Linked DNA regions of Mus musculus: region 2 is linked to region 1. Evidence: chromatin loops called from intact Hi-C (ENCODE). Cell type or tissue: heart. All regions are shown on one strand. Links, peaks and the distances in the headings refer to the core of each region. The heading gives the core; the rest is flanking DNA.

Evidence for each region. Hi-C counts contacts between places; a loop is a spot of excess contacts. Peaks named below come from ENCODE experiments on the same cell type or tissue, not always from the same donor. Only the 100,000 strongest peaks of a DNase experiment are listed, where the experiment ranks them.
Region 2: it touches region 1 in a loop (7-fold over the local background); 12 of 42 quality-filtered maps call a loop at or near these places.

Annotation. Positions count from the first base shown.
Region 1 is chr13:21,354,869-21,370,094 of GRCm38, forward strand. Zscan12 (zinc finger and SCAN domain containing 12) reads left to right here and starts at 7,952. Exons shown (of 4, transcript NM_016684.2): 1 at 7,952-8,004; 2 at 8,712-9,183; 3 at 11,747-11,888; 4 at 13,684-15,226. The coding sequence starts at 8,782. The coding sequence ends at 14,645. In heart, for the core only: CTCF peaks have their summits at 7,967 and 8,168; a DNase peak (open chromatin) is centred at 7,943; H3K4me3 peaks cover 2,044 bases; H3K27ac peaks cover 1,070 bases.
Region 2 is chr13:21,445,900-21,461,125 of GRCm38, forward strand. It overlaps Zscan26 (zinc finger and SCAN domain containing 26), which reads right to left and starts at 7,828. Exons shown (of 6, transcript NM_001347491.1): 1 at 7,679-7,828; 2 at 3,542-3,617; 3 at 3,375-3,434; 4 at 2,268-2,585; 5 at 1,887-1,995. The coding sequence starts at 3,556. It overlaps 4930470G03Rik (RIKEN cDNA 4930470G03 gene), which reads left to right. Exons shown (of 4, transcript NR_151504.1): 4 at 1-931. In heart, for the core only: no CTCF peak of the experiment used is centred there; a DNase peak (open chromatin) is centred at 7,832; H3K4me3 peaks cover 1,784 bases; H3K27ac peaks cover 2,555 bases.

The sequences.
Region 1 (15,226 bases), core at 4,607-12,606:
GCAAGGGTGCTACCTTCTCTTCCCAGGCCAATATGGTGACAGATGATGTGGGACTTTCCATGTATTGGTTTATTCTCCATAGTAGACCTGTGAACTAACCCCAGTGTATAAGATAAGGAACTCAAGGAACCTTCCTTCTACATTTATTAGTTGCTATATCTTGAAAATAAAATGTTTTCTCCTCAATCCCTTAATCTCATTACAACCATCTCAAGATTCTTCTAAAATTCAACTCTACAATTAAATTCAGTATTTAGTACTTAGAGTGTTTCTAACTTGATCAGTTTCAAAATTGTTCTACAAGCTTTGATAAGCCCCAGCATTTTGTCCATTTTACTTTCTCAGATAAGATATTCTAAGTACAGATCATACTAATGAGACCCAGGAGAAAGACGTCTCCTCCAAAAGGAACAATTCGCCCCAGGGCTAAATCATTCTGCACCAAGGTTCAGTGTATTGTAAGGAAGAAGGAATATAGGAAGGAGATAACATCTGTTCAAAGAAGGTGTTCATGGACATAGTACTACCGGGAGATCCAGCAATACCTCTCCTGGGCATATACCCAGAAGATGTTCCAACTGGTAATAAGGTTTTCTGCTATACCTGTCAAATGGCTGGTAAGGGGAGGGAGATGCCTGAGCATGGACTTGCTGAGTTACCCCCTCCCAATGCACCATACTGCACTCTATAAAACATATCCTTGGTTTTATAAAACATGTCATTTGGTGCTGAGACTTAGATTTACAAATTCACAGTTTGACATTTCCTGCTGCCACATGGACTTTCCAGCCATCGGATTGCTAGACCTTTCCATCCAAACACCGGAGCTTCCCTTCTGTCTTAGTTAGGGTTTTACTGCTGTGAACAAACACTATGACCAAGGCAACTCTTACAAGGACAACATTTAATTGGGCCTGGCTTACAGGTTCAGAGGTTAAGTCCATTATCATCAAGGCAGAAACATGGCAACATCTTCAGACATGATGCAGGAGGAACTGAGAGCTCTTCATCTTCATCTGAAGGTTGCTAGCAGAATGCTGGTTTCCAGGCAGCTAGGATGAGGATCTTATAGCCCATACCCACAGTGACACACCTTCTCCAACAAGGCCACACCTTCTAATAGTGCCACTCTCTGGGACAAGTATATACAAACCATCACACCGCTCTAGTCATGGTAAATGGCCCATAGTCGCAAGGAAGGGCTGGCTATCTTCTAGTGTTCTTAGGGACAGAACTACCCACCATGGTCTTTATGACTTGTCTTTCTCTCTGACTCCTCGTTTTAGGACCCCTACTCTTGGGTAAGCTCTCTCTCTCTCTCTCTCTCTCTCTCTCTCTCTCTCTCTCTCTCTCTCTCTCTTTCTCTTTCTCTCTCTCTCCCCTAAGGAGCTGCAGGGCTCTTGAGAGAGTACCACCTATGAGTGGTGACAAGGCAATGCATGTTCTGGAGGATTTGGAAAGAAGAAATGGATGAACCAGGACAACGAGAGGGAAGTGGAAGAATGAGTTTGCTTTTGTCATGATTTGGATATGCAGTGCCCCCTCTGAAAAGCTCAGACGGGCACTAAATCCCAAGCTGGTGGCTATTTAGAGAGGTTCTGGAAACTATAGGTGGCGGTGCCCTCAGAGGTACTACAACAGTAGAGGTTGGGTTCTTCTTATTTATATCTATATTTATTTATTTATGCCAAAAACAAGCCTCCTTGTTTTGGGGGGAAGTCCTTCAGATAGCGCCATGCATGGCCAATGACAATATTTATAGCCCAGACTCATGGATCTGAGTAGCTTCTCTCATCAAAAACAGAGATACCCAAGAAGGAAAAACACCCTCCCATGATTTTTTGCTGATTTTAGCTGCAATTAGACAATGCATAGGATCATCTAAAATGGGACAGACTGATAGGAACACAGCTCCTAAGCCCCCTCAGTCAGATGAACCCAAAGATCAAGGTCCTAAAAAAAAAAAAAAAAAAAAAAAAAACTCCATTTCAGATCCCACAGCCCTTACCCAACTAATAATGGAAGTAAAATCCATCTTCCCACCCCTGCCCCTTACCCCTCCGAGGTTGGGTTTTATTTGGTGAATCTTGACCCTGGCTGTCAAGCTCTCTGCTTCCTTTCAACTATCAGGAAACTTTTCACCCATATACTCAAAGTATTCCTGTGCTTGAGGTAAGCACTTGAAGCCTGTAGCCATGGACCGAATCCCCTGAAACTGAGCTAAGCGAGTATTCCTTTAGGTTGCTTATGCCAGGCGTATGTCACAACTGACAGTATGAGAGAAGGAGGGTGTTTCTGCCTGCCTGGATCTGTTATAGACGCTTACTCTATCTGCCTTTGTTTGTTTGTTTGTTTGTTTGTTTGTTTGTTTAAATATATGTAGTTTTATGTACATGGATGTCTTCACTGCATGTATGTGTGAGCACCACATGTGGGCCTGGTGCCTGTGGAGGTCAGGAGAGGGCACTGAAATCCCTGGACCTGGAGTCAAAATTGTTGCAAGCCATTGTGCAGATGCTGGAGATAAAAACCAGGTTCTCTACAAGAGCAACAAGTGCTCTAAACCAGAGTGCTCTCTCCAGCCTTGACTTTGGTTTTTCTTTACCACATCTGTGTTCCCTTTTTTTCACAGTGGCCGTGGGAAGGCCTCCTTGCAATCTTCTCTCCGGTATTAGATTCCTAATTATCCTTTCCATCAGGTCTCAAGCGCAGTTGGGAACCGGAAGAGTCTATAAAGGAGACACCAACTCCAAGAATGCCTCATAAGTCTTCCTGTGGCCAGTTCCAAATCATGAAAAACCAGCAGCAGGGTAACTTGAAAGAAGAATGGCATGTTCAGGAGACTGGTGGAGTTAACATTTCACCAGGAGCTAGTCTTATTCCCTGAATGCTAATTTACATATTCACTTAGTGACTAATAGATACCAGGCATAACATTCAGTACTGAGGAAGCAACTCAGGAAGTTTTCAGGGAGTGGCAGGTAGTTAAACAAGCAGATCTAATACAGAGTATCTTCTCCCAGAAACACTGGTCCCTTCCCTTTTAGAAAAATAACGCTGGTTTTTCTCACTTGTTATTTCAGTGTTGAGAACAGGACTTGGAGTGAAGATTAAACCTCAAAGAAGGAGATTTCTAAAGAAGTGAAATCTCTTGTAGAAATATCTGGAATTCGAAATGGTGATGCTACTCAGGCCCCTGGATGTGGAGACACTTGTGACCATGAGGGCAGACTGGAGAAGCAGCAGTGAAGTTCAGCAGTGAAAAGAGCCTAAATCTGTGCTGAATGTGGAAACGGCTTCACTTAGCATTGCATTCTCGTTGAGCACCAGAGAACACACACAGGCAGGCAGCATGTGGAAGGACCTTCAGCCAGTGGTCAGACCTGCTCCAGTGCCAAAGACTCTACACTGTGGAGAAACATTACCAATCCACAGAATGTAGTAGAATCTGCCCCAAAGGTTAAAGCCGAAAGTGGGAATAGATACAATGAAGACAGAGATAATAAACCTTTTCAATCTGTTTCAATGACCTACCAAACATGGAGGAATTTTATGTTATCATGAGGATCTCACTCTGGACCCTTTGGGGCTCTCCATCCTTGGATTTCCATTGAAATAGTTCAAACAAGACAAACACAATAGTGTAGCAGGTAGACAAGTTTACTGTAGAATAGAGTGGTGTGGACATTTCTGGTATCTTTGGAGACTCAGTTATATCTTGTGATGTTTTTCTGGAAATTATTTTATGAGATGATGTTTTTGTTGAAGCAGACAGGTGGGAGGATGTTTTGCTGAGAACAGGCATGTTGTGTTTTTCTGGATGATGCCTGGAAAGGGGACTTGTGATATTCTGCTACATCTGTCGTTTGAGAGAACACATGATATTTGGAAAGGATACAAATATAACCCAACGGACAGTGAATGGGGTGGCATTGGTTCACCTTGCCATTCTGCTCCTCTTCATTGGGTTTTGTTGATGCTGATCTTCTCTGGCAACGCTGTTGCCTTGCCTTCTTTGCTGACTTCACTGAGAAATGCACTAAAGAACTTGTGAAATTCCAGCGACAAGAATCGCTTCTTTGAAGACTCCAATGATTGGCAGAGTCTCCAGTTTTTTTAATGGATTGAACTGACATAGTTGATTGATGAATGGTGTTTGTGCATGGATCAAGCTACCATTGCTGACACATGAACTGCTGATATCCTGACATTGAAGATTGGAATTGCCCCAAAGAACCATTTTTAAACAGGTCCATGTTGGGTATTGGGCTATACACAGACAGTCTGGTCTCCAGTCGAGCTGAGATGTTGAACCCCAGGACCTGGTGTTGATAATTCACCTACATGGGATGGGAGGAGTTCTCTCATGTCTCCTGGAACCCTGGCTCCTGTCGAAGTTACTGCTCCCTCAGCCGCCACAAGAGAAGCATGGTTGGTAGTCATGTAGGCAGTGTCCCAAGCTTCTGACCTTCAGGCTAAACAACTCCCCAGTTACCTAACAACAGCACACCATAAGAGGGGCTGTTTGGCCCCTCCTCACTCTCTTGCTCTCTTGCTCTTACTCCCCTTAGTCTCCTCTTTCCTCTCTCTTCCTCTCTCTCCCTCTTACTCTCTAGCCTTTCTTCTCTCTCTCTTGACCATGACCGGTCTCTCTCTCTCTCTTTTACCTTCTCTCCTTTTTTCCCTGACTCTCTACAATAAAGCTCTAAAACCATAGACTCTCTCTGTTCATCAAGGCCTGCTGCGCATACTCTTGCCTGCGTGGAAGCCTAAGTCCTCTCTCCCATAACCCCGGGGCTACAGGGTGTCGCCCTGGGGACCGGGGGCCCTGGTCAGGGGCTGCCCCTTGTCCACCCCCCGTCGAGTGGGGTCAGTGGCTTAGATGCCCACCTGGGGCAGAGTGGAAAGCATCTGGCAGCCCTCCCTTGTCCGTCTGCCCAGAGCATAGGAGGCCGGGTGCAGGCTATCCTCCCTCCCACTCTTTCCCCTATGCCCCCTTTTAGTTTCCACAGGTCCACATTTTATTTTGCCTATTAACCTTTCCTCTCCACTGCCTCTGGAGCTAGAAGGGAGGTTAAAGGGTTTAGGAATACTTATTAAAATAGGTTTTGAAAAATCTAAGCCTATCATAGAGGATAACACCGTCATAAGAGGTGAGAGTGGGCAATGCTAAGGAGACCACTGTGTTAACCTACACAGTAGGAAAGCTATTTATAAAGTCTCTAGAGCTGACACCCCTTTCTCTGAGGCATGTTTTCCCATTCAGGTAAATGACAGACTCATTTGGACCAAGTCTTTTTTTTTTTTTCAATAAACAGGTCTATTTGTACTTTATTTTTTAAAATATTTTTTATTACATATTTCCTCAATTACATTTCCAATGCTATCCCAAAAGTCCCCCATACCCTCCCCCCCCCCACTTCCCTACCCACCCATTCCCATTTTTTTGGCCCTGGCGTTCCCCTGTACTGAGGCATATACAGTTTGCGTGTCCAATGGGCCTCTCTTTCCAGTGATGGCCGACTAGGCCATCTTTTGATACATATGCAGCTAGAGTCAAGAGCTCTGAGGTACTGGTTAGTTCATAATGTTGTTCCACCTATAGGGTTGCAGATCCCTTTAGCTCCTTGGGTACTTTCTCTAGCTCCTCCATTGGGAGCCCTGTGATCCATCCAATAGCTGACTGTGAGCATCCACTTCTGTGTTTGCTAGGCCCCGGCATAGTCTCACAAGAGACAGCTACATCTGGGTCCTTTCGATAAAATCTTGCTAGTATACGCAATGGTGTCAGCATTTGGAAGCTGATTATGGGGTGGATCCCTGGATATGGCAGTCTCTAGATGGTCCATCCTTTCGTCTCAGCTCCAAACTTTGTCTCTGTAACTCCTTCCATGGGTGTTTTGTTCCCAATTCTAAGGAGGGGCATAGTGCTGGACCAAGTCTTATGAAGGGACAAAGTTGTATCTTTCTTCTTTACCAGAAAACCTCTGGCTAGTTATCTGATAAAGCTTACATAGTCATTTATTAACAATGCTATATTCATAGCTGAGGAAATGTGACTTAAATATTATTCTTTTGACCAGTAACCAGAGTCTTGCTGTTTCAGTTCTTGATTATGAGGGCAAAGGGGGGGGGCATCTATTCCTAATACCATCTAGGCCTGCTAATATCTACCTTGTGTGAATTGATGTTCCTAAGGGAAAAAAAGCAGCCACATTTGTGTTAGATCTACAAGACTTGATTGAATGATTAGAACTTAGGCAGTTGTGGAGAGTTTTTTTGTTTGTTTGTTTGTTTGGGTTTTTTTTTTTTTTTTTTTTTGGTTTTTTTTCGAGACAGGGTTTCTCTGTATAGTCCTGGCTATCCTGGAACTCACTCTATAGACCAGGCTGGCCTCGAACTCAGAAATCTGCCTGCCTCTGCCTCCCAAGTGCTGGGATTAAAGGCATGTGCCACCACCGCCCGGCAGTTGTGGAGAGTTTTAAAGTTGTAGGTCCAGAGACAAATTGTCTTTTGTTACATATAGCTCTTTACAACCATTCATTGCCCACCCATGTGTCTGCCTTAATGTCCTTCTGCTTTTTAGGTAAATCCCTTTGAAATGTACTAACAGATCACTTGGTTTCACCAATCAAAAGGCTAAGAATTTTCCAGATAGCTATAACCCACCTGTACTGGCTGGCTTTGTGTGCCAACTTGACACAAGCTGGAGTTATCACAGAGAAAGGAGTTTCTGTTGAGAAAATGCCTCCATGAGATCCAGCTGTAAGGCATTTTCTCAATTAGTGATCAAGGGGGAAGGACCCCTTGTGGGTGATGCCATCCCTGGGCTGGTAGTTTTGGGTTCTATAAGAGAGCAGGCTGAGCAAGCCAGGGGAAGCAAGCCAGTAAGAAACATCCTTCCGTGGCCTCTGCATCAGCTCCTGCTTCCTGACCTGCTTGAGTTCTAGTCCTGACTTCCTTTAGTGATGAACAGCAGTGTGGAAAAGTAAGCTGAATAAACCCTTTCCTCCCCAGCTGGCTTCTTGGTCATGGTGTTTGTGCAGGAATAGAAACCCAGACTAAGACACCACCTAACTTACATTTCCACTAATTGTTTTTTTAAAGTTGTCTTGATTTACTACTTTCTTTTGTTCTGGTTATGTAAATCAATGTCCTAAGCCACACTCTACATGTATTTTGCTCGATAATAAATTACTACTATCTTTGAGAGCTTGTGCTTGGTTTTCTGGTTACCCTCGACATGTACATTAGCTAAGAACAGGGTGAGATTTTTGTTGTTGTTGTTTTGTTTTCACTTCCAGAACACAGAATGTTCTGGTGCATGATAAGAGCATTAACCACTATTCTTTTTCAGGGATTTTTCTTTGGACTCTCCTTTTAAATTAAAACAAACAAACAAACAAACATTTTTTTTTAATTCTAGAAAAATGGTTGTGTTTATTGGGATACCATAGTTGCAAACATATTTAATTAGTACTGACTGCTTTGTTGAGTTTTTCTACCCAAGAAAGCTTATTGCCTCCTATTTATGTTCATATTTGGCTTTTAAAGTGTTTTAAAGTTAGCCCCAAGTAAATGTGGCACATCTCTTGAGCTCTGAGTATTTTTGCTGTTGCTTTTGTAGCTGTGGTCTTTTCATTCACACTCGTACTTATGAAGGCTGATTTTAGTGTTCATAATATCCTGTTAACTTACTAAATTATCCTTTTAATACATTTTTTCCCATTGACCAGAAGAATGTCTCTTTGAGACATCACTAATCTCAGTGATACTGAAACACAAACGCGAAACCGGATAAGGACCGGCATGCTCACTATGATTAGACAGAAAATCCCAACTTCTTTTGCCAGAGTAAGGACAAACCACTGAGTGGAACTCCGTGGCTCCCTAGAGTGGCTCTGGGAGCAACAGGGCTCCACCGCTTCCGGCCTTTGTGGGAGTCCGCGATGACTTCCGGTTCCTGGGAGGGCTGGATTCCCTTCCCTGCGCAGGAGCGACGCGGTGAGCGAGCTCGTGCTCCAGGCGGGGGGAGGGTGCTCCCTGCTACCTAGACTCTCGGCCTTAGAAAGATGCTTGGAACCGGGGGAAAGGCCACCCGGGCTGCGCTGCGGCTGCCTATGGGTCCCCCTGGGGCGCGGAGCTGGCCCGGACCTAGGCACGCTGCAGAACTTTAAGTTAGAGTCACAGAACTGGAGGGGCAGGAGAAAAGCAGAGCACCCTCCCCAACTTCTAACCTTTATGAGTGGTTAAGTTCCAACTAAAGCCAGTTGGGAGACTGTACTATGTATATGTGATTTGTGCCAGGTACGCAGAAAAAAAAATCAAAAGCAGCAAGGCAGGCGTACCCTACTCTTGTACTCTTTCCGTTATTTTTGGTGGTACTGTTAGTTGAACTTCCCACCCGCCAGGCAGCGGTTGCCCTTCCCCAACGCTATCTGCTAATTCCAAAATTTTTTGTTTATTTCAGTTAGTTGTTGTTCACTTTAGGAGTAAGTGGAGGTAAGTTTCTTCCCAAGCTTTACTCCCTGAAGTCCTGAAACAATTTGACATCTTTTTCACTTTTGTCTATTTTTGTGAAAGTCCACGTACAATCCAGTCAATACAGTAGATTAACCGGAGGGCAGCTTTTCAACTCTCCCACTTAACTCTTAGAATAGGCGGTATTTGCTTATTGTAGTTCGTGTTAGTAACGATGACTTATCCCTTAGGTCCACTGGGTAAGAAGATTTACCAAGGAGTTATTACTTGAAAGATTGATACATCTTTTATCTAGCTACGATGACATCTACTAGTGATACCAAGGTCTGTAAGAACCAGGGTGGACTTTTGGAAATAAAAATGGAGGAAGAATGTAAGTATACCACCAGACAAGATAGGAACCTACAAAAGAACACTTATAACAGAGACGTCTTCCGAAAATACTTCAGACAGTTTTGCTACCAGGAAACTTCTGGACCCCGGGAGGCTCTGAGCCGGCTGCGCGAGCTCTGCAGACAGTGGCTGCGGCCGGACTTGAACAGCAAGGAGCAGATCCTGGAGCTGCTGGTGCTGGAGCAGTTCCTGACCATCCTGCCAGGGGAGCTGCAGGCCTGGGTGCAGGAGCAGAATCCGGAGAGTGTGGAGGAGGTGGTGACTGTGCTGGAGGATTTAGAGAGAGAGCTTGATGAACTAGGATACCGGGTAAGAAAAAGGGGGGAGGGGTCCTCTTTCCTAAGCGCGACTGAATTTGTAGGCCAAAGTGAAGTATACCACTATTTTACAAAGCATATTGACATTTAGTTGGATCCAAAGGGGACTTTAAGTGTCATGGGAATTTGGAGTTGAACTTGTACGTTGTACATCCTAGCCTTGGGCTTGTAATCTTCCTGTCTCATATCCTTGGTGCTGAGATTACAGGTATGTACGTCCACTCCTGTCTGGTCTTAGTTTAATTATTCCTTTTCATCAGTGGGGTTGTTTTATTTCTGTGCTAAGCTACAAAGTTCTATCTGATGCTTAGTTCAGACACACAAGGCATATACTACGAGCGAAGATACTAGAAGAAGAGGAAGAAGAAGAAGGTATTAGATGGTGGTAATAGGGTGCGAAACAGCCTCTTGTAAAGACTATTATGTAATATAAACAAGTAATTGAGAAATGGGTGTTGAGCTGGGTAGGAGCACATGCCTGTCAACTAGCACTCAGATGATGGAAGCACATAGATTGGGGTTTGAGAACAATATGGGCTATACTGCAAGTCCCTGTCCAAAAAATAACAAGATTGGGGATATGTTTCAGTGCTAGAGGACTTGCTTAGTATGTGCAAGGTCCTGTGTTTAATCCACGGTGCTATGTGTTTAATCCAGTGATAGCTATGTACACAGTTATGGAGCTGTTAATACTCCCAAGTAGAAACACTGGTGGAGGATACCAGCTGTTAATCCCTCTTTGTCCAGATCTGTTGGTGGACAGCAAGACTTCAGTGGTGTGAATTTGATGGATTCTTCACCAGTGCTAGGGTGGGACTTGCCACCTGGTGTCTTAAGAAACCTCTCACTTGTGCTATAAGCAAGCTCAAGGAACTCTTGGTTGGCCAAGCTAGACTTAGCTGGGATCTTTATTTGGTTGGTCAGTGCCCTATCTGGAGTGAAAAGAAGCTTTCTCACATCTCTCCAGGAAAAACATATATCCACTGCCCTGATTTCTGTAGTAAACAGTTAAAAGATGGAGGTGGAGGTCACTATCCTGAATGAGTGAGATATGGGAGCAGAATGGAGAGTTAGATGGGAGGGTCCGTGTGGGGGATACATGCTTGAGGGATAGAAAGCCCATTTGTGTTGGAAACGAGAACTTTTGAGTAGGAAAGTTGAGATACAGTTTATGACATTGACCATAAACCCCTCAGTTTGAATTTTCTTCTAGTACAAAAGCTCTAAATCTTTTCTCTATAGTCTAAATAAGCTATAAAAAATTACATAAAAGAGGCAGAAAAAAGAATCATTTATAACCCTTTTTATCTTTGTCTTAACTGTGACAAGGCTGGTTTTCAACCAGTGGTAATTCCGAGCCAAAGAGGACGTTTGTCAGTTTCTTAGAGAAATTTGGTTGTTATAATTGATGAGCACAGGATGATTCTACACATGTTACAACACACAAGCCAGCTTCAGACACCAATCAATGCATTTGCCATGAGCATGTGAGAAGAGCTAAACTTAGGACATCACAGTACAAAGAGGATGAACCTGTGAAATAAAAGAAGTGCAACCTGGCATCCAGGTATAAAATAAAAGGGAGAGAGAAAAGGAGCCAAAAAGTTTAAAATAGTCAATGAATTCACAGTTACATGTAAGAGAACTGATAATATCATTCTTGACAGAGTTAAGGGCTGTAGGTGGCCATTCTGCAGGGGCTTTTTTTGAATGCACCAGTGAACATCATATACAAGCTACTCCGTAGATTCTAGTCTACTGAGAAGAGATAGAGGAAAAAAGATGTCAGATGTTGATATCAAAAGCACAGAGAAAGGGGTAGTAAAGTACTGAGGGTCACACCATTCAACAGACAGGTCATATCACAGGCCTTAAGTGTTACCAGGATGTACAGGGTAGAGGGAAATTTGTAGAGAAGATGAAAGAATTAAAGAACTTATATATAGACTTAGAGACCATTATAGAGATATTAGATTTTGGCAAATGGAAAGTCAGTGTCTAGCTTTGAGCAGAAAAGAAATATAAAGTAAATTTTAAAATAATCACTCTAGTTGTTATATTGGGTAAATTCTACATGGTGGTGAGGAGACCTGTAGGTCAAAAGTTGAGTTAATGGAAATCATTTTAGGAAGTTGTACCTATTAACTAGAGATGCAGTCAGTTGTAAATCGCCCAGTGTGGATGCTGGAGACCCTGTATTCTAGAAGAGCAGCAAATGTTCTTACCTACTGTTCTTCAGCTCCTTCCTCTAGAATTCCTTTTTCCTCCTCTCTGCTTTCTTTCCATCTTTCCCTTCACCTCTTTTCCATCTCCAATTTTTGAGCACTAGGCAAAGATGTGAAAATAACAGGAGAGCAACAAAATATAGCAGTATCAGGGAAAAGAAGGTTCCCTGGATTGAGTGACATTTTCAAATGACCTTGAAAAATGAGTGCGATCGAGACATGCTGATTGCTGTGAAAAAAGCCATCCGGGCTTGAGCAGGCAGGAGCCTGTGTGAACACTGTACTCTTTCTTGTTTGCTGCTCTTAGAGTGCTTCTCCCATTTCCCCCAGGCCTCAGTCCAAACTGAAGAACAGGTAACGTTTCAGGAGGTGAAGCCTTTGGCAACAGAGCAGAAACCCAGCGTGTCCCTTCAGTTTGTCAAAGCCAAGCCTGGGTGTGAACTTGCAGGCCGTGAAGCCCAGGAGGAGCAAGGTAAAGAAGGGGAAACAGGCTGATAGGACCCCAGGGCTTGTTGGGTGCTTCCTGCTGTTTCTCGTTAAAAGTGAGAGGGCTGCCCAGAAATCTGATGCTCACGTGTTGACATGCATGTGTTGTGGTTTGTCACCCTTTAGTCATCTACCCTCACCCCACCCCCCTTCTTTCTTTAAACCCAGAACCTCATGCATGCTAGAAAAGCACTGTATCTCTCTAAGGTGCATCCGCAGCCCCCTTTTCTTCTTACAAAATTAGCAGTTTTCTAAATTCTGGCTTTATTTTGTTTAGGTTTACTTAGTTTCATTCTTCTGATAGTTATAATCCCTTATTCTGACCTCTCTGCTACTTGTAGACTTTGATCTAATAAACAGTATTTTTGTCTTCCACTTGGACAGAAATAGTTCTTTTAGTAAATAAGTTTTTGTTACATGATGTCTGCAGCTTCCTAGTAGTCTGAGAAAAAAGAAATATTTACCTGACTGAAGGACAGTACAATGAACATGGTACTGGTAATGGTCAAGGTGGTGACCAGGTGGGGACTCACTGTCTTCCTCATTTCTTCTAACTCTGATTTTTAATTTTTTAATAGGTAGACTGTTCTATGGTTTAAAAGAAGGATTTATAAAAGTTATCCAGTGAAGAATTTCTGTGCCATTTAATTCATCTATTTTCCCCACTCCCAACTCTGAAGTATATTGTCACTTTTTAAATTTTTTCATGTGTCCTTCTAGAGATTTTTTTTTAAGTAAACATTTTCTTTTCCTTCACACTAAGATGGTGGACTTGTGTCCCTTCTATTTCTTAACAGCTGCTTAGCATTAAAAAGTATAGACAAGGGGCTGGCGAGATGGCTCTGTGGTTAAGAGCACTGACTGCTCTTCCAGAGGTCCTCAATTCAACTCCCAGCAACCACATGGTGGCTCACAACCATCTGTAATGGGATCTGATGCCCTCTTCTGGTGTGTCTGAGGAGAGTGGCAGTGTGCTCATATAAATCAATCAATCAATCAATCAATCTTTAGGAAAAAGAATAGACAAAAGGACAAGGAAGGTTAGGCAGCTGCTCCTGATGACATTTATCTTTGTTGTGTTCTCATAACAAATAGTGCTGCAATAACTAACAGTATAAATTCCTACCTGTACTTGCCGAAAGTTGTGTACTGTATAATGTTAATAGTTATTGTGAAATTGCTTTCCATTAACGATTTGGATAAATTCACACCAGCAATTTGAGATATCCATTTTGTGAGTACAGTGTAGTACCAAACTAATTAGGTAAATACAGTGAGTGAAAAATTATACCTTATGCTGGCAAGATGGCTCAGCATGTTAAAGTACGTGCTTTACAAAGCCAGCAACCTGAATTTATCTCCAGAATCCACAGTAGGAGAAAATAAACTTCTAAAAGTTGTCCTCTGATTTCCAACCATGTGCCATGACATGTGCACACTCAAACAGAATAATAAAAGAATTTAAAAATTATATGTGCTATTTAGCTCATTTTTGCCTGATAATGGAGTAGTGTCTCTCTTGTGATAAGCATTGCGTGTTTCCTTTCTTGGAAATCACATAGTTCCCCTCTGCCCAGTTTTCTCTTGCTTTATTATCTCTTTATTCATTTTGGGGGTGCATTATATATTTATTTCATCTTGTATCCTAGTGTAGTTTTGTAGTTTGTAGTAGAAACTCTGAGATCTTATGTAATTTTCATTTGAATACTTTTATGTTACTGATATCATAAGCTTCCATTTACTCCCTGGGGAGTGGGTAACCTGCAGGCTGCTTTTTGTAGTTTCAGGTGTTGAGACTGGCAATGAGCCCAGGAATGTCACTCTAAAGCAAGGCCTCTGGGAAGGGACGGAAGCAGAACAGAATCCTGCTAGCAGATTAGCAAAGGATGCACTTGAGTGTGAAGAAGCTCACAACCCTGGAGAAGAGTCTTCTGGTATTTCCCATGAAGACAGCCAGCCTCTGCGTAATGAAAATGGTGTAAATTCTCCTGCGAACTCAGAGTACGCTAAACACCAGAGCATCTGTCCAGGGAGAAAAGTGCATGGGTGTGATGAGTGTGGAAAGAGTTTTACTCAGCACTCGCGCCTCATAGAGCACAAGAGAGTCCACACTGGAGACAGGCCCTACAAATGTGAAGTATGTGGGAAAACTTTCCGATGGAGGACTGTTCTTATTCGACACAAGGTGGTCCACACTGGAGAGAAACCGTATAAATGTAATGAATGTGGCAGGGCTTTTGGCCAGTGGTCAGCACTTAACCAACATCAGAGACTTCACTCGGGAGAAAAGCACTACCACTGTAACGAATGTGGCAAAGCCTTTTGCCAGAAAGCAGGCCTCTTTCACCATCTCAAGAGCCATAGAAGAAACAGACCTTATCAATGTCTTCAGTGTAATAAAAGTTTTAATCGCCGTTCTACACTTTCTCAGCATCAAGGAGTTCACACTGGAGCAAAACCCTACGAATGCAACGATTGTGGGAAAGCTTTTGTTTATAACTCATCTCTTGCTACCCATCAGGAAACCCATCACAAGGAGAAACCCTTCACTCAAAGTGGTCCTATTCAGCAGCAGAGGAACCACACCAAGGAGAAGCCCTACAAATGCAGTGTATGTGGAAAAGCATTTATTCAAAAAATAAGTCTTATAGAACACGAACAAATTCATACCGGAGAGAGACCGTATAAATGTGCTGAGGGCGGGAAGGCCTTTATTCAGATGTCAGAACTCACAGAACATTAGGGAACCCACACTGGGAAGGCCCTACAAGTGTGATGAATGTGGCAAGACCTTCAGACAGGAGTCAGAGCTTGCTGAGCACTAGAGAATTCATTATAGAAGTGGTCCCTAAAAGTGTAATGGGCGTGGGGAATTGTTCACGTAGAACTCAGCTCTTACTCATCATCAGACTAGTCACAAAAGAGCAAGTACTCTGTGTGATGACTACAGGGAAGCTACCTCACGGTGTCGGCTGATGAAGAGTATTGTATTTGTAATGCTTTGTGGTGACATTTCAGCCTTTGCTGTTACGAGACCATAAATATTTGATGAGCTCCCTCTGTATACTGTCCTTTGTGTGTGGCTGTGGAGGAAGTCTAACTCCAGATTTCTTAGAACATTTACAACTAAGCCAGAGATGTGGAAGTCTACCATAGTTAAAGAGAAGGGCAGTGGAATTGATGCTCAGCGTGCTTTAGAATTAAAGTAGTAGAAAATATTTTTGAAGGACCAACTCCTTGTACACCTGCTCAGGAAAGATTTCTGAAATTATTTTTATTGAAAATAAGTGTTTGGTGGGTAGATCTGGAAGAGAAAAGGGAGAA
Region 2 (15,226 bases), core at 4,607-12,606, 91 kb after region 1:
CAGGAAATACTTAAATAAAGCCATGTGTATAAATGTAAAAACATGTTATGTGTGTTTTATTTGCATGTATGCATGTACACAACATGCATGCAGTGCCAAGGAAACCGTAAGAGGCTGTCCAGTTCCCGGAAACTGGAGTTACAGAATGTTGTGAGCTGCAATGTAGTTGACAGGAACTGAAACCAGATCCTCTGTAAAAGTTTTCTTAAGAGATGAGATCGCTTCAATCCTCACAAAGTAAAAAAACAACAACAAAATTTTGCTCATGATTATTTTATATATATATAAAGAGTGATTTACAAGAAACTGTGGTTTTGTTTGTTTTTTTTGAGGTAAGTTTTCACTATGCAGAATAACATGGCCTAACCTAATCCTCTCCTCTCAGGTCCCACAGTTACAGCACCACCACGTCCAGCCTGACATCTGGGAAAGTGTTAACCAGATTGGCTTTGGGGAAGGGCAGGGGTTGTGGTGGGAGGTGATTTATTTTAAATGTTCTATATTTTATTATGTGACATATGTTACACACACAGAAGCTACTAAGCATGACTGCATATTCTTGATCATGATTTGTCACCTGGGAAACAAAAAAGCACCATAAATCAGGTCACCCGAGGACCATCAAGTTAAGCAGGGAAGGTACTTTGACAAATGAAGATGAGTTGACATGGTGCCAATTTTATCACTGAGTAGTATGTAATCTTGGAAAAAGTGTTTACGTTCTTAACAATAAATCAACAGTACCGGGAGCATAAGACCTTGAGAATAATGCATTCACAAAAACATCATGTTGAAATATGATTTGTTCCCCTCAGAGGGGATCTATAGCAGATTCAGGGCACAAAACAAAACTTGGCTCTTTAACTATGGAAAGAGAGAAAGAAGCCAGAAACTGGAAGCTAACTTCCCGTGAGCGAGCAGGCGAGGACACTGACCCAGACAGTGAGTGAATGGGGAGCCTGGAGCAGGGGATAGAATGAATGAGGCAGGAGGGAGCCAGAAGAGAGAAACAGGAAGGGGAAATGGAAACAAACAGGCCAACAGAGTGCGGGTGAGTGGGAGGCGCAGCACAATTCGCTATTGCCTGAGGAGAGCGAAAGCTCTATCTCTCGGTTCCTCTTCCCAATGTGGCCACAGTACTTCATGTGAAAAAACAGAATAGCATTTCCCAGTTCACTAAGGGATCTAAGCAAGGAGAGACATCTATACATTCGTATTTAAGTGACAGAGAAGACTACAACATAACTTAGTGAAAGCATCAAAGACATTAGAGAGTTCAAGGCCAGCTGATCTACATAGTTGTAGTTGAGATCAATCAGAGCTGCACAGGAAGACCCTGTGTCAAAAAAAAAAAAAAAAAAAAAAAAAGAAGGGGGTGGGGAGGGGAGGGAGGGGAGAGAGAGAGAGAGAGAGAGAGAGAGAGAGAGAGAGAGACTGAGACTAAAAGTAAGAAATAGAACAGTAACAAAGCAGAGCCAAAGAAACTGATTAACACCCCACCCTCAGCACTGCCATTCACAGTGATTTGAAGGAGCTAGGAAAGGGAATAAGGAAACTCTGTCTGAGACTTTTTTGCCTCAGGGAAGAGCAACAGGTAGGCTCAGCTCCACTTCTTGGTGTGTTGTTCATTCAAATTGTTTGGAGTTGTAGATCTTTTAAATCTTGACTGTGTTACTAAGTTTATTGTATATACAAAAACAAACAAAACAACAACAACAACAAAACAAAAACCTGCACTGACTAGAGAGGCTACAGTTTAGATTATGTATACAAATTAAGCCACAACAGGCCTAATAAAAACAAATACCAAAATGCCGAGTGCCAAGGCAGAGGCACTGCATGGCCTACCATAATTCAAATGCAAAAAGATGCCATTTGGTTCTTACCTCTCTCCTCAGGCTTCTGAGGAAGCGCACACCCAGGCTGCTCCCGTGCTTCCCTGCGAGGGGCTGGCTCGCCAACCAGCACCGTTGGTCTGCTTCTTTGGGCTGAGTCCTAGAGATAAGTACAGATAATTAGGAAACCGGTTTACAAAAAAAACCACTTCAATGTCAGAAAAGAGAACAAAGAAACCTTTCAAGAGGCTAAGAAGAGGCAGAACGGAGAGCCTCCTTACACTTCAGCCTCACCGGGGATGGCAAGGGTGAGGCGAGGCCCACACTGACCAGCAGTGAGCAGTGCCCCGCCCGCTGCTGTGCTCATGTCCGCCTATGTGACCTGGGGGCTCACTTCTTACTTTCCTGCAAATGGGCACCTGCACCCCTTACCTTCTGCTCTCCTGCTTTTCCACGGTCCAGCTGCAAATCTTCCAGTATTCCCACCAGTTCCTCCCCAGTCTCTGGGTGGTGCTCGAGCACCTGGACCTGCAGATCTCTTGGCAGGATGGTCAGGAACTGCTCCAGTACCAGCAGCTCCAGGATCTGCTCCTTGCTGTGGGTCTCAGGCCGCAGCCACTGTCTGCAGAGCTCCCTGAGCCGGCGTAAAACCTCTCGAGGTCCAGTGCTTTCCTCATAGCGCAGCTGCCTGAACTGTTTGCACAATGGCTCCTGCCCAACGCCTTTTCTGTCCCCTTGAACTTTGAATCCCTGTTCCCAAGCACAGTAGTTTTAACAGTGGCTTAAAGCACAGACTTGGATCTACAACTATGTCTCCTTAGCTACCTTAAACTTTAAAGTCAGATTTCTACTCAACTCTGCACATATATCCTAATCATTCAAGAACTGTCTCTCTGACAACTGGCGAACAAAGCTTGATAGTCCCTAATTTCCCTAGCCTTGCTAGTAGCCCCACTCCTCTTTTCTTTTGAGACAGGCTCTTACTATGTGGCTGTAACTGGCCTGGAACTTGGTACCAAATATACCAAGCTGGCCTCACAGAGATCTACCTGTTACTGAGTGCTGGGATTAAAGTCCTATACCACTACACACAGCTTCTAGTTCCCTTTTAAGGCTAATGTCACCAAGATAAGAATAAGTTATTTTCATGACCCCAAGAACTCTGCAGACAGATCACCCATAATGGGATCCACTGGCCAGCACTGGCTGCCTCAGCAGTAATGACTTTGCTGGAGGGATCAGGACTTTACAGAACCAGCACGAAATACTGACTGACCAGTCTGTCCAAGACAGACTGACAAGGACTGCTATTTGCTCCCCTTCACCTCGGCTCTTGTCCTTTCCCCCATTTAATTCTGAGTCAGGGCACTGTTTTCCTGTTTCTTCCCAACATGGACTTGCTAAATAACTGATTCTTATCTTGCTTCACTACCAATCGTCTCTCTCATTGGACTGAGCGACAAGTCGCTAAATTTAGTCTGTTAGGACCCCCCCAGGCCAGACCTCTGACACCATGAACAACAGTGGTTCTCTCATTACCTGAAGCTCCTCCTTCAGATTCAGGGGAGCCAAAGAGTATGCACGCTTGCTAGGGTGGATCTGGGAAGAGGTATGTGTGGGAACAGAATATGATCAGAACATGTTGTTGAAAACTCTCAAAGAAGTTAAAAAGAAAAAAAAAGGAAAGATGATGAACACGCACTCACCAAGGCCAGTGCCATCCCTTGCTTCAGGCACTCTGTTTTGGAGACTTTTCTCTTGACTGTATCCTGAGAGACACTCCTAAAAACACAAGTCACAGAAACAGCCGTGCTAGTAATAACAACAGCAACAAGTCATCTTTCCTGAGGGTTGTTTCCTTCTAGTCATTTGTGTTCTCCAAAGTAGCTACTCTTAAGAATATATAAGCAAAATGAGAAAACTTTCATAGGTTGCCACCTAAACTAGAAATTGGAATAGATTTGAAAAACTGCCATTTAAAACTCTCAAATGATTCAGGTGAGAGGCACACACGAATGCTAAAAGCACGGGGTGAGAAGAGGGGAGAACAGAGCATTCTCAGTGCTAACCAGCTGCTGTGTAGCAATAAAAAGAAGATAAAGGTACCTGGCAGCTGCAAATGTACCCAAAAGACCAAGTGTAGCAGCATCAACAACAAGGCCCCATTACCTATGGAACACTTTTAATAAATATTATTTATCATGAATTTCCTGAGGAAACTTTCTGAGAAATCCAGAACTCAGACAATCTATGACAGGCATGAATCCAATTTCCCCAAAGCAAAAAAGCAGATGTATGCTAGGAGGTTATTGTTCTAGATTAAGGAGACACAGCTAAGTGAACCACTTGAAATCCAATGCTTGCATTAAAAACAAAACAGCAAAGATTTAAAGCAGATGGGGTCCTTCAGGTCTGCATCACAACATTCCAGAGGCCGAGCCAGGAAGCTTATAACCTAATCATTACATTTAAAAGCCATTACTAGTATTTGTTTGTTTGTGATGTGGTTTTGCTGTGTTGCTCAACGAGGCCTCATATGTCTGAGCTGAAACAACCCTCCCATTCGTACCTCTCAAGTAGCAAGGATGTGAGAGGCTCAGAGTAGCATGACCTATTAATAGAGGCTTGAGAAAGTCCAAGGATGTGATGTTTGTTGGTCAGAAAATATCAGGTTAGTACTGTGATGGTTAGTTTATAAGTCACTTCTGACACCTGGGTGAAAATATTTGGTTAAAATGAGTTTAGATTTAATATTTAAGTTAACAGACTGTAGACAAGAGTAAAACAGTCTATCCTTCACAATGTAGTAGGCCTTGCCAGATCAACAGAAGGTTGGAGAACAAAAGGACGCATCCTCTCACAAATGAGTGAGACTTCCTCTGTAGCACCTTCAAGTCAGACACTAAGGTTTTGGGTTTCCCTTCAACTCAGAACTGAGAATTCAGTTCTCCTGGATCCTAAGTCTTTGCCTTCAGACTTAAAGTAAACACCCTGCTTCTGTGGCACACAGGGTTTCGACTTGCACTATAATGCCATTATCTGTTGTTTTGTTTTTAGCTTGCTAAATCTCCCCAAGATCTTAGGACTTGATAATCATGAGACAATCCTTGTAATAAATCATTGGCATTTTTCCTATTCTTCTTAAAATTAGCATTTATTAACTATGTACAACAATGGATTTCATGACACGTCACACACATATATTTTGATCAGTTGCCCCCCCATGATCCTTTTCCCAAACAATCTTCTTTCAACTGTCATGTTCGCATTTTAATAAATCTCTTTAGACATCTGTTGACCAAAATCAATAAAAGAAAAAAATTGATCCTATTTCTTTAAATATACCTAATAAAGGGGCTGAGGGGATGGCTCTGTGGCTAAGAAAATAGCCTGCTCTTTCAGAGAATCCCAGTGAGGCTCCCTGAAGCCCTGCTGGGCAGCTCACAACACCAGTAACTGCAGCACCAGGAGATCTGAGGACCGTCCTGGCTTCCAAGGACAACTGTACTCAAGTGCACGTACTTGGGCATACATAAATAATTTAAAAAACAAATCTCTTTTTAAAGGCCGTAAGAACTCTGATACAGGCCTATCACATAAATTAGTGGCGACTCAGTTCTACAATGTGATTAGATATATATACATATACACCGTGGTGGTTTAACCTGTCTTTGGAAGGAACTCCAGTGACCCTGCCATTTAAGGCAGAAGACTGAGCATTCTCTTCCCTTTCTTTTATACTGTATGTATATAATTAATCAAGTTCTCTTCAAAAATGTGCATGGATGTTTTGCCTGCACATATATCTGTGCATCACATGTGTGCCTGAAGAGAGCCAGAAGAGGGTGTAGATCTCTTGAATTTGGAGTTTCCAGTGGGTGTTGGGATTTGAATCTGAGTCTTCTAGAAGACCCGAAAGTGCTCTTAACTGCGGAGCCATCTCTCCAGCAACCTTGAGTTCTTCTGATTCTACGGCTTCATATCCCTCATGTCCACCCTTGTATTTTCTTGATGGCATGCTCTCTTACTCAGACGTCTCTTACTTCAACTCAGTGGTTCTCAATCTGTGGGTCGTGACCCCCTTGGCAAAGCTCTGTCTCCAAAAATATTTATATTACAATTCATAACAGCAGCAAAATTACAGGTATAGAATAGCAGTGAAAATAATTTTGTGGTTGGACCTCACAACACGAGGACCTGTATTAAAGGGGCGCCGCAGCATTAGGAAGGCTGAGAACCACTGCTTTAAATGCTGGTCTTCCCGACACGGACTACTTGCCACACTGCACCTGAGATCTTCCTACGGGGGAAATGAAGCATGTTGCACACAATGAGTTGCCATCACCATCAAGATCAAGTTTAACATTTAATATGGTCTAAATTTTCCTTATGCTTTAATGACCAAACTTACCACTGTTGTTTGTTCTTGGTTCCTTATATATCCCACTCTTACAGGGAAAACCCTTTAACCTTTTTCTTATTGATTAGTCACAGCTCATGTCACAGTCAACAAGCCAACAGAGCTGCTCCACCTGTGCGTCCCTTGCTTAGTCAATCTCCACAGACACCACACTAAGAACGACCTCACACTACAGACGAAACTTGAAGAGTTGAAGAATTTATGATTTTACACAGGTTTCCAAGCTGATCTTCAGGGGTTTGTTTTTTTTTTTTTTGGTTTTGCCCCCCCCCCCTCCAGACCCCTTCCCCCATACACACACAGGGTTTCTCTGTGTAGCTCTGTTTGTCCGACAATTTGCCCTGTAGATCAGGTTGGCCTTGAACTCAGAGATCTGACTGCTTCTGCCTTCCAAACCTGGGATTAAAGACGTGAACCACCAACGGTGGACTGAACTTACCTTTGGTCCTTTTTTAAATCTACAGACCCCCGAATTATGAATTTATTTTTTCCTTCTCTCTCTTGTGTGTGTACATCTGATCCAGAAGCAAAAGCTGTGGGATCCACCTGGCCACAACTACAACAGTCAGTCTTCACTTCCTGCCAGATTTCCTGCCAGTTTTCCTTTTCCCCAAGGCTCTCACTCCCTAGCCCACAATGGGCAATTCTCCCAAGTGCTAGGATTATAGAAATTAGTCACTATGCTCAGATGCAGGTTTTTAATTGCACCCAACTTTGGTTTGCAACCCATTCTTGATTTCATTTCTGCTCATCCTCTAATCTATGCACATTATGGGTGTCCAATTACAAGACCTGTCTGAGTATGTCCTTCTATCACCCAAGACCAAGTTCCTCACACAACCAAATGGCCACTTTGTTCACTTACTTATCCTCTGTGGCAATCTTATTCACTGCGCTCGAAATACCCTGGTGCCCTCGTTAATCCCTAAATAAGACAGACAAGCTCCAGCTTTAGGGCCTCTGTATTCGCTGTTCTCTCACGTATGCCTTTTAAAGCCGCCTCTGTCTACCCATCTATTTCGGATTATCTACTCAAATATTCTATTTACTTACAGTGGTAACTACTTAAACATGCAGAAGCCATGTGTGGCAGCTCCAGCTTATGAGCTCAGAGCTCGGAGATAGAAGGATAAACAGGAGTTCAAATTAAGAGTATACGCCGCCAAATGATGAGGCCAACACGGGCTTCACGAAACGCTCTTAAAACCAAACAACAACAAACAAAAAAAGGGGGAAAAATCCCTCACAACAAAATAAAGCAACAGAACCCAGGAGTGCTGGCAATCTCAGCCATCAGAAAGCTGAAGTAGGAGATACGCTGGAGCTTGCAGTCAGCTTGAGCTGCGCAACAGCAGGAAACCGCCTCACCAACTACGTCCTGAGCTCCCTCCCTCTCCCATGCCCCGCAGCTTCCGTCACGCACCAGCTTCTGGTCCTCCCAGCTCCGAGGTGTGGAGAGTTTCTGTGTATCAACCAGACCCTCCGCTCGAGAGTCCCAAGTTTGCGGGTTCTCTCTCCGCTGGAACCCGATCACCGTACGTCCCCCTCGCCCTGGTCGCAGGGTCAGTCACACGTCTCTCAAAATCTGCGTTCCAGCCCAGTAGTTTCCGGCTCCGCTCTAGGACGATGGGAGGACCAGGACTCAACTCGGTGGTGTCCTGACTGGGTCTAAGTTGAAAGATTTCATTTACATAAATCAGACCATTTCGTTTGACTGTTTTCACACAGAGATGTCATCTCTATCACTAGAATAACAAAGCTCGGGCTGTAATCACAGCCACCAGCAAACAGACACAGCAATTGAATCTTTAGGTTGGGCTTTAGGCAAAAGCTGGCATGATCATGTAGGTTGGATTCTAGAGAACCAAAGTTAATTATTAGTGCTCAAGTTTATTCTTCATTCCCCACCCTTTTGCCACCAAGTTCCAAAGACTCCTATCTGTGCCTTCTTTATTTGGTTGCCTGAGTGTAGGGTTTAGAATTTAGAATTCAATGATATTTGAAGAGAAGTGGGGTAAAGATATGCCGATTTTCTTTCTAAAGTTTCTATGTTATTGTTGTTGTTGCTGCTGCTGCTGCTGAAAAAAAAAGTGGAAAAAAAAAAGTGAAGTTCACTTTGTTATTTTAAGCTTATCTTGTTTGACTTCGAACGAAGGCACTCAACAGAGCTTAGTCTGGTTAATGTATAGTGGTGTCAGTTATATGCTTTGCAGTCTGCTAAGCCAATGGTGTGTAAAGCTAACTCAGAACAAACATGTCAGAACAAACACAGCTTTAAGATGTTTTGTGTGCAGATTAACTCAGAGCAAACAAATCATCTGTTTAAGTCCTTCCTATAGTGTCTAACACAAAGTCCCCTACCACCCTTCCCTCCCCTATAATCCCCCTTGTTAGCCATTTACTTTGATAAATAGGCCACAGTTTGAGGTTCACCTCCAATCATTTGAGTGAGAACTCACATTAGGACTCCATCCTTTCCATGTTGACTGAAAAGACTTTTGCAAGCCCCAAATTCCCATGGTAGGAGCAGATGTCAAATCCCCTTTTAAAGGTTCCAAACCCATAACTATTTCTGGGTCCATTCAAAATTTCATAAAGGGGCTTAGCCATAGAGTCAAAAATTGGGACCAAATTCTACAGTAGCCTGTCATACCCAGGAATATGTTAAATTGCCTGAGAATTGCAAATTTTTGTTCCCCGTTTGTCTAACTGTTAGTCACTGCTTTCCAAGCAGACTCTTCTTTCCAGGCTAGAGGAGGAAACCCAGTAATTCCTCAGCCCGCTGACAGATTTGGGCCCTGCAGGCTAACAGTCCTGGTAAATGGTTTAAAGTCTCCTAGTTCCCAGTTACCTGCAAGTCTTTGACATCCTACTGCAACATGTCACCTTTCAATAGTTGGGCTTTTAAATCTTAACCCAGAGAGATGGTCCAGATGTTAAGAGCCCTTGCTGCTCTTCTAGAGAACCCAGTTCACAGCGGTTAGGCTCTCGGCTTATAATATCCTACAACTCCAGCTATAGGGCATCCAGGGGTTCTTCTGACCTTGTGCAGCAGCAGCAGCAACAACAACAACAACACACACACACACGTACACACACACACTTTAGAAAGAAAATTGGCACATCTTGGTCCTTCTTCTCTCCAAAGATAATTGAATTCTACATTCTAAGCCCCATCCTCAGGCCATCCAATCCTGCAAAGTCCTAGCATCTGTATAATTTAGAGTTGTAAACTGTTAAGTCTGATTCCAGCCATTCAAAGATGGAAAGGATCCTCCAATACTAGTAATAAAAACCGGAGGAATTCCAGGGAATGTGATTCGTCAGACTGTACTGGCTGAGAAGAGCAGAGTATACAACTAGCAAAATATCAAGATTTGCCTGCAGGTCTTATATAAATGCACGTATGAGACTGGGGCTTCTATATTAGTAGTATTATTGGCAATACATGAGTATATTACCGATAAGTCCTATTTCAGAAAATAACTCATAGAATTATTCAGATACAACTCATAGAATTGTTTCAAGAATTTGCATGGTCTTTATTAGATTTTTGTTGTACTGTCAGAACTATGTGCGGTCCTAGATTTGGGACCCTATTCTAAGGCCGTTGAGGATACAGCTCCAATATCTTTCTAGTTGTTGCTGCCCACGCAGATTTGAGTTTCAGTTGCTTTTGAGTCTGGTGGCTAGAGAAAGGGTCCTGGTACCCTGTTTCCTCCTCTGGCTTTACCTTCTCAAGCCTGGTGAAGAAGATAGGCAGGGTCTGAATGCCTGCCCAGTTAGGTAAAATGTAACAGAAATGGAGCTTAGGAATCAGCTTTCCTTTGTAGGATCATCCCAGTAAGATGGCCCTGTGTCTTTCTAACTCAGGATATCAAAGGTAGAAAGAGGAGTGTAGGCCAAGTAATACCCCAGTGGCTGTTCATCTTGTCCTACACCTAGAGGGAGATTTTTAAATTTTTACTTTATTTAATGTGTGTTTTCTACAAGTGTTTCTTTATGTGTGTGTGCACATGTGAGCCACAGCATGCATATGGAGGTCAGAGGACAACTTCCAGAGTCTTTTACCTCTTTCCACTATTTGAAGATTTGACTTGGAATCAGTGTGGAGATGTTGCACCTTGATACTAAGGTTGTAGTCTACCATGTTCAAACAGCTTTCCTGAGCTTGGTGAGAAATGGAGGGCTCCTTTTCTTGGGGTGGTGATGGTGGAAGGGCTGGCTTCTCTTCTCTGTCTGATCTGGGGAGCCCGACCAGCAATCTTCTACCCAAGGAATGCCACATATTCCTTGGGAAAATTCCAGGTTCAACTTCTTCCCTCCAGATAAGAACCTGCTCAGCAAGCGCCTGGTATTCCTGGAATGCTTCTCTGTGCAAAGGAGGCATCCACAGGGTTAGCTTTCTGTCTAAGCTCCACCCCCACAGTTACCTGGCAACAGCTGCGTAGGCACCACCCCACAGTTACTTGGCGATAGTCAGATAGGCCTGACTATAGAAGGGGCTGCTTGCCCCCTCCTCTCTTTCCTGATCTTTTGTTCTCTTCCTCTCTTGGGCTCTTCCCTTTTTGCTCTCTGTCCCCTCATCCTTCCCCCATCCCTTCCCAATTCCCTTCCCTCTTTTCTCTCCACTTGCTCATGGCGGGCCTCTACTTCTCTCTCGCTCTGTCTCTGTCTCTCTCTCTGTCTCTCCTTTTCTCTGCCTCTACTACCCTCTTAACTAACCTCCCCATGCCCTACATAAACTCTATACTATACCGTCATCATGTGGCTGGTCCTTCAGGGGGAAGGGATGCTTGCCTTGGCATGGCCCTGCTGCGGTTACTCTCTTCCCCTATAACTCACTACACACCCATAGAACTTATTCCCTCTCTCCTTACCTTTTTATAAACACATCACCCAGAACTTTAAGCCTCACTCTAAGAACCTCTCATCACTCTCCAAGGTTCATGAATGTAGCCCTTGATTGACACCACATAAGGTGTATGTACACAAGCTGTTTCACTGAATCACTGAATATCATATAAGATCATATAAGAGAGCTGTTTCATTGAATATCATTTAATAGAGCCGTAACACTAAAATCCTCAAGAAGGCCTTCAACTCTGCTCCCCTGTACTCCCTGCTGGACTAGGATCCTGCAGACCCCACCTTTTCTTTTATCTTTCCAGCTCAGTGTGCAATAACACCCTGAGGGAGGAAGCTGAACTCAGAACCACAGGAAAAAATTCTCAAAAAAGCTAAAAATCTCCCAGGTACTAACCCATACTGCCAATCACACCACCAGACTATAGTAATGTTTTCTGTTCTTCTCTCTACTTCTATAACACAGTCACATTTTAGTCACCTCTCTCTCTCTCTCTCTCTCTCTCTCTCTCTCTCTCTCTCTCTCTCTCTCTCTTTCTGTGTGTGTGTGTGTGTGTGTGTGTGTATGCGTGTGTGCATATTGTGAAAAGAGGTCAGCCTCAGATGTTGTTCCTCAGGAGCTGTTCACCTTGTTCACCTCGAACTCAGTCTGTAATTGTTTCTAGGGATCTGCCTCCTTAGTGCAGGGATTCAAAAGTACACCACCATGTCTGCTTTATGCCACTGTTAGGGTTGAATTTAGGTCTGCATGCTTAGGCAGCAAGTAGTTCAACTGAACTGTTTTCTCTAGCCCCCATTTCTCTGAATTTTGAAAAACTATTTTAGTAAACCAGTATGTATTTCTGATCAAAAGAGGAAGTAGTAAATAAGAGTTGGGGGATACTTCCAGAATAAAGCAAAAATGAATATATTGTCAACCCAAACTTAATGGTAAAGTATTAAAAGCAAGCAGCTTCATAAAAATCTAGCTGAAAACCACCAACCAAAGAGTATACATAGTGGGACTCATGGTTCCAGCTACATATTCAGTAGAGGATGGCCTAGTCGGTTATCAATGGGAGTAGAGATCCTTGGTCTTGTGAAGGCTCAAAGCCCTAGTGTAGGGGAATGCCTTGGCCGGGAAGTGGGAGTGGGTAGGTTGGTGAACTGGGAAAGGGGGGAGGGGATAAAGAGAGGGGGTTTCCAGAGGGAGACCAGGAAAGGGGATAACATTTGAAATGTAAGAAAAGAAAATATCTAATAAAAGAAAAAGAAAAAAAATCTAGCTGAAATTGTTAGACTATGCAGGGGATTGTATTTTGTTCTCCAAAGACTCACATTTTGAACGCTTTATATCCAGCCTGCATTGCTGTTGGTTTGTGTTAAAACATTCTTTTTTTTCATATTATTTTTTTATTAGATACGTTCTTCATTTACATTTTAAATGCTATCCCCTTTCCTAGTTTCCTCCCCCCAAAACCCCTATATCCTCCCCCCCCACACCCTGTTCCCTAACCCACCCACTCCTGCTTCCTGGCCCTGGCATTCCCCTGTACTGGAGCATATAATTTTTGCAAGACCATGGGCCTCTCCTCTCATTGATGGCCGACCAGGCCATCCTCTGCTACATATGCAACTAGAGACACAAGCTCTGGTGGGTACTGGTTAGTTCATATTCTTCCTATAGGGTTGCAGACCCCTTTAGCTCCTTGGATACTTTTTCTAGCTCCTCCATTGGGGGCCCTGTGTTCCATCCTATAGATGACTGTGAGCATCCACTTCTGTATTTGCCAGGCACTGGCATAGCCTCACAAGAGACAGCTGTATCAGGATCCTTTCAGCAAAATCTTGTTGGCATATGCAATAGTGTCTGCGTTTGGTGGTTGTTTATGAGAAGGATTCCCGGGTGGAGCAGTCTCTGGATGGTCCTTCCTTCCATCTCAGCTCCAAACTTTGTCTCTCTAACTCCTTCCATGGGTATTTTTTGTTCCCTGTTCAAAGAAAGAATGAACTATCCAAACTTTGGTCATCCTTCTTCTTGAGTTTCATGTGTTTTGCAAGTTGTATCTTGGGTATTCTAAGTTTCTGGGCTAATGACCAATTATATAGTCAATTTTGGAAAGGGTACCATGAGGTGCTGAGAAGGTATATCCTTTTGCTTTAGGATAAAATGTTCTGTGGATATCTGTTAAATCCATTTGTTTCATAACTTCTTTTAGTTTCAGTGTGTCTTTGGTTTCTGTCCATTGAGAGAGTGGGTGTTGAAGTATCCCACTATTATTGTGTGAGGTGCAATGTGTGCTTTGAGCTTTACTAAAGTTTCTTTAATGAATGTGGCTGCCCTTGTATTTGTAGCATAGATATTCAGAATTGAGAGTTCATCTTTGTAGATTTTACCTTTGAAGAATATGAAGTGCCCCTCCTTTTCTTTTTTGATAACTTTGGGTTGGAAGTCAATTTTATTTGATATTAGAATGGCTACTCCAGCTTGTTTCTTCGGACCATTTGCTTGGAAAATTGTTTTCCAGCCTTTCACCCTGAGGTAGTTTTTAGGTTTGTTGGAAGATTACTTTCTTGCTTTATCTAGGGCATAATTTCTGTCCTTGTGTTGGAGTTTTCCCTTTATTATCCTGTGAAGGGCTGGATTCGTGGAAAGATAGTGTGTGAATTTGGATTTATCATGGAATACTTTGGTTTCTCCATCTTTCATAATTAAGAGTTTTGCTGGGTATGGCATTTGTGTTCTTTTAGGGTCTGTATAACATCTGTCCAGGATCTTCTGGCTTTCATAGTCTCTGGTGAGAAGTCTGGTGTAATTCTGATAGGTCTGCCTTTATATGTTACTTGACCTTTTTCTCTTATTGCTTTTAATATTCTATCCTTATTTAGTGCATTTATTGTTCTGATTATTATGTGTCAGGAGGAATTTCTTTTCTGGTTCAGTCTATTTGGAGTTCTGTAGGCTTCTTATATGTTCATGGGCATCTCTTTCTTTAGGTTTGGGAAGTTTTCTTCTATAATTTTGTTGAAGATATTTACTGGTCCTTTAAGTTGAAAATCTTCATTCTCATCTATTCCTATTATCCATAGGTTTTGTCTTCTCATTGTGTCCTGGATTTCCTGGATGTTTTGAGTTAGGATTTTTTTGCATTTTCTTTGATTGTTGTGTCCATGTTTTCTATGGAATCCTCTGCACCTGAGATTCTCTCTTCTATCTCTTGTATTCTGTTGCTGATGCTCGCATCTATGGTTCCTGATTTCTTTCCTAGGGTTTCTATCTCCAGAGTTCTCTCCCTTTGGCTTTTCTTTATTGTTTCTACTTTCATTTTTAGATCATGGATGGTTTTGTTCAATTCCATCACCTATTTGGTTGTGTTTTCCTGTAATTCTTTAAGGGATTTTTGTGTTTCCTCTTTAAGAACTTCTACCTGTTTAGCAGTGTTTTCCTGTAATTCTTTAAGGGATTTTTTTTAATGCTTCCTCTTTAAGGACTTCTACCTGTTTAGCAGTGTTATCCTGTATTTCTTTAAGTGAGTTATTAATGCCCTTCTTAAAATCCTCTACCAGCATCATGAGATATGATTTTATATCTGAATCTTGCTTTTAGCGTGTGTTGGGGTATGCAGGACTTGCTGTGGTGGGAGTACTAGGTTCTGTTGATGCTGAGTGGTCTTGGTTTTTGTTAGTAAGATTCTTATGTTTGCCTTTTACCATCTGGTAATCTCTGGTGTTATATGTTCTGTCTCTGGCTAGAGCTTGTTCCTCCTGTGATTCTGTTAGCCTCTGTCAGCACTCCTGGGTATCCAACGCTCTCTTGAGTCCCAGTGGTCAGATCACTCTCTGCAGGCAAGTGCACAGAGGTCTGGAGCTCAGCTCTGCCTCCTGGCTGATGATGAAGGCCCAAAGGGACCCTGTGCAAGAAGCTCTGTTGCTTCTGTGCACCCCCCACCCCCACCCCCGTGTGCTCCTGCACGGACTGGTCTCTGAGAGACCTGGGATACTATGTTAAAACTTTCATGCAGGGCCTAATGGAAGAAACCCAGGTCACCAAGGGCTTGCCTGTTCTTGAGGAAATACTAGGACATCAGCTTGTTTTTACTTCATAGTAGCCATGAAATAAAAACAA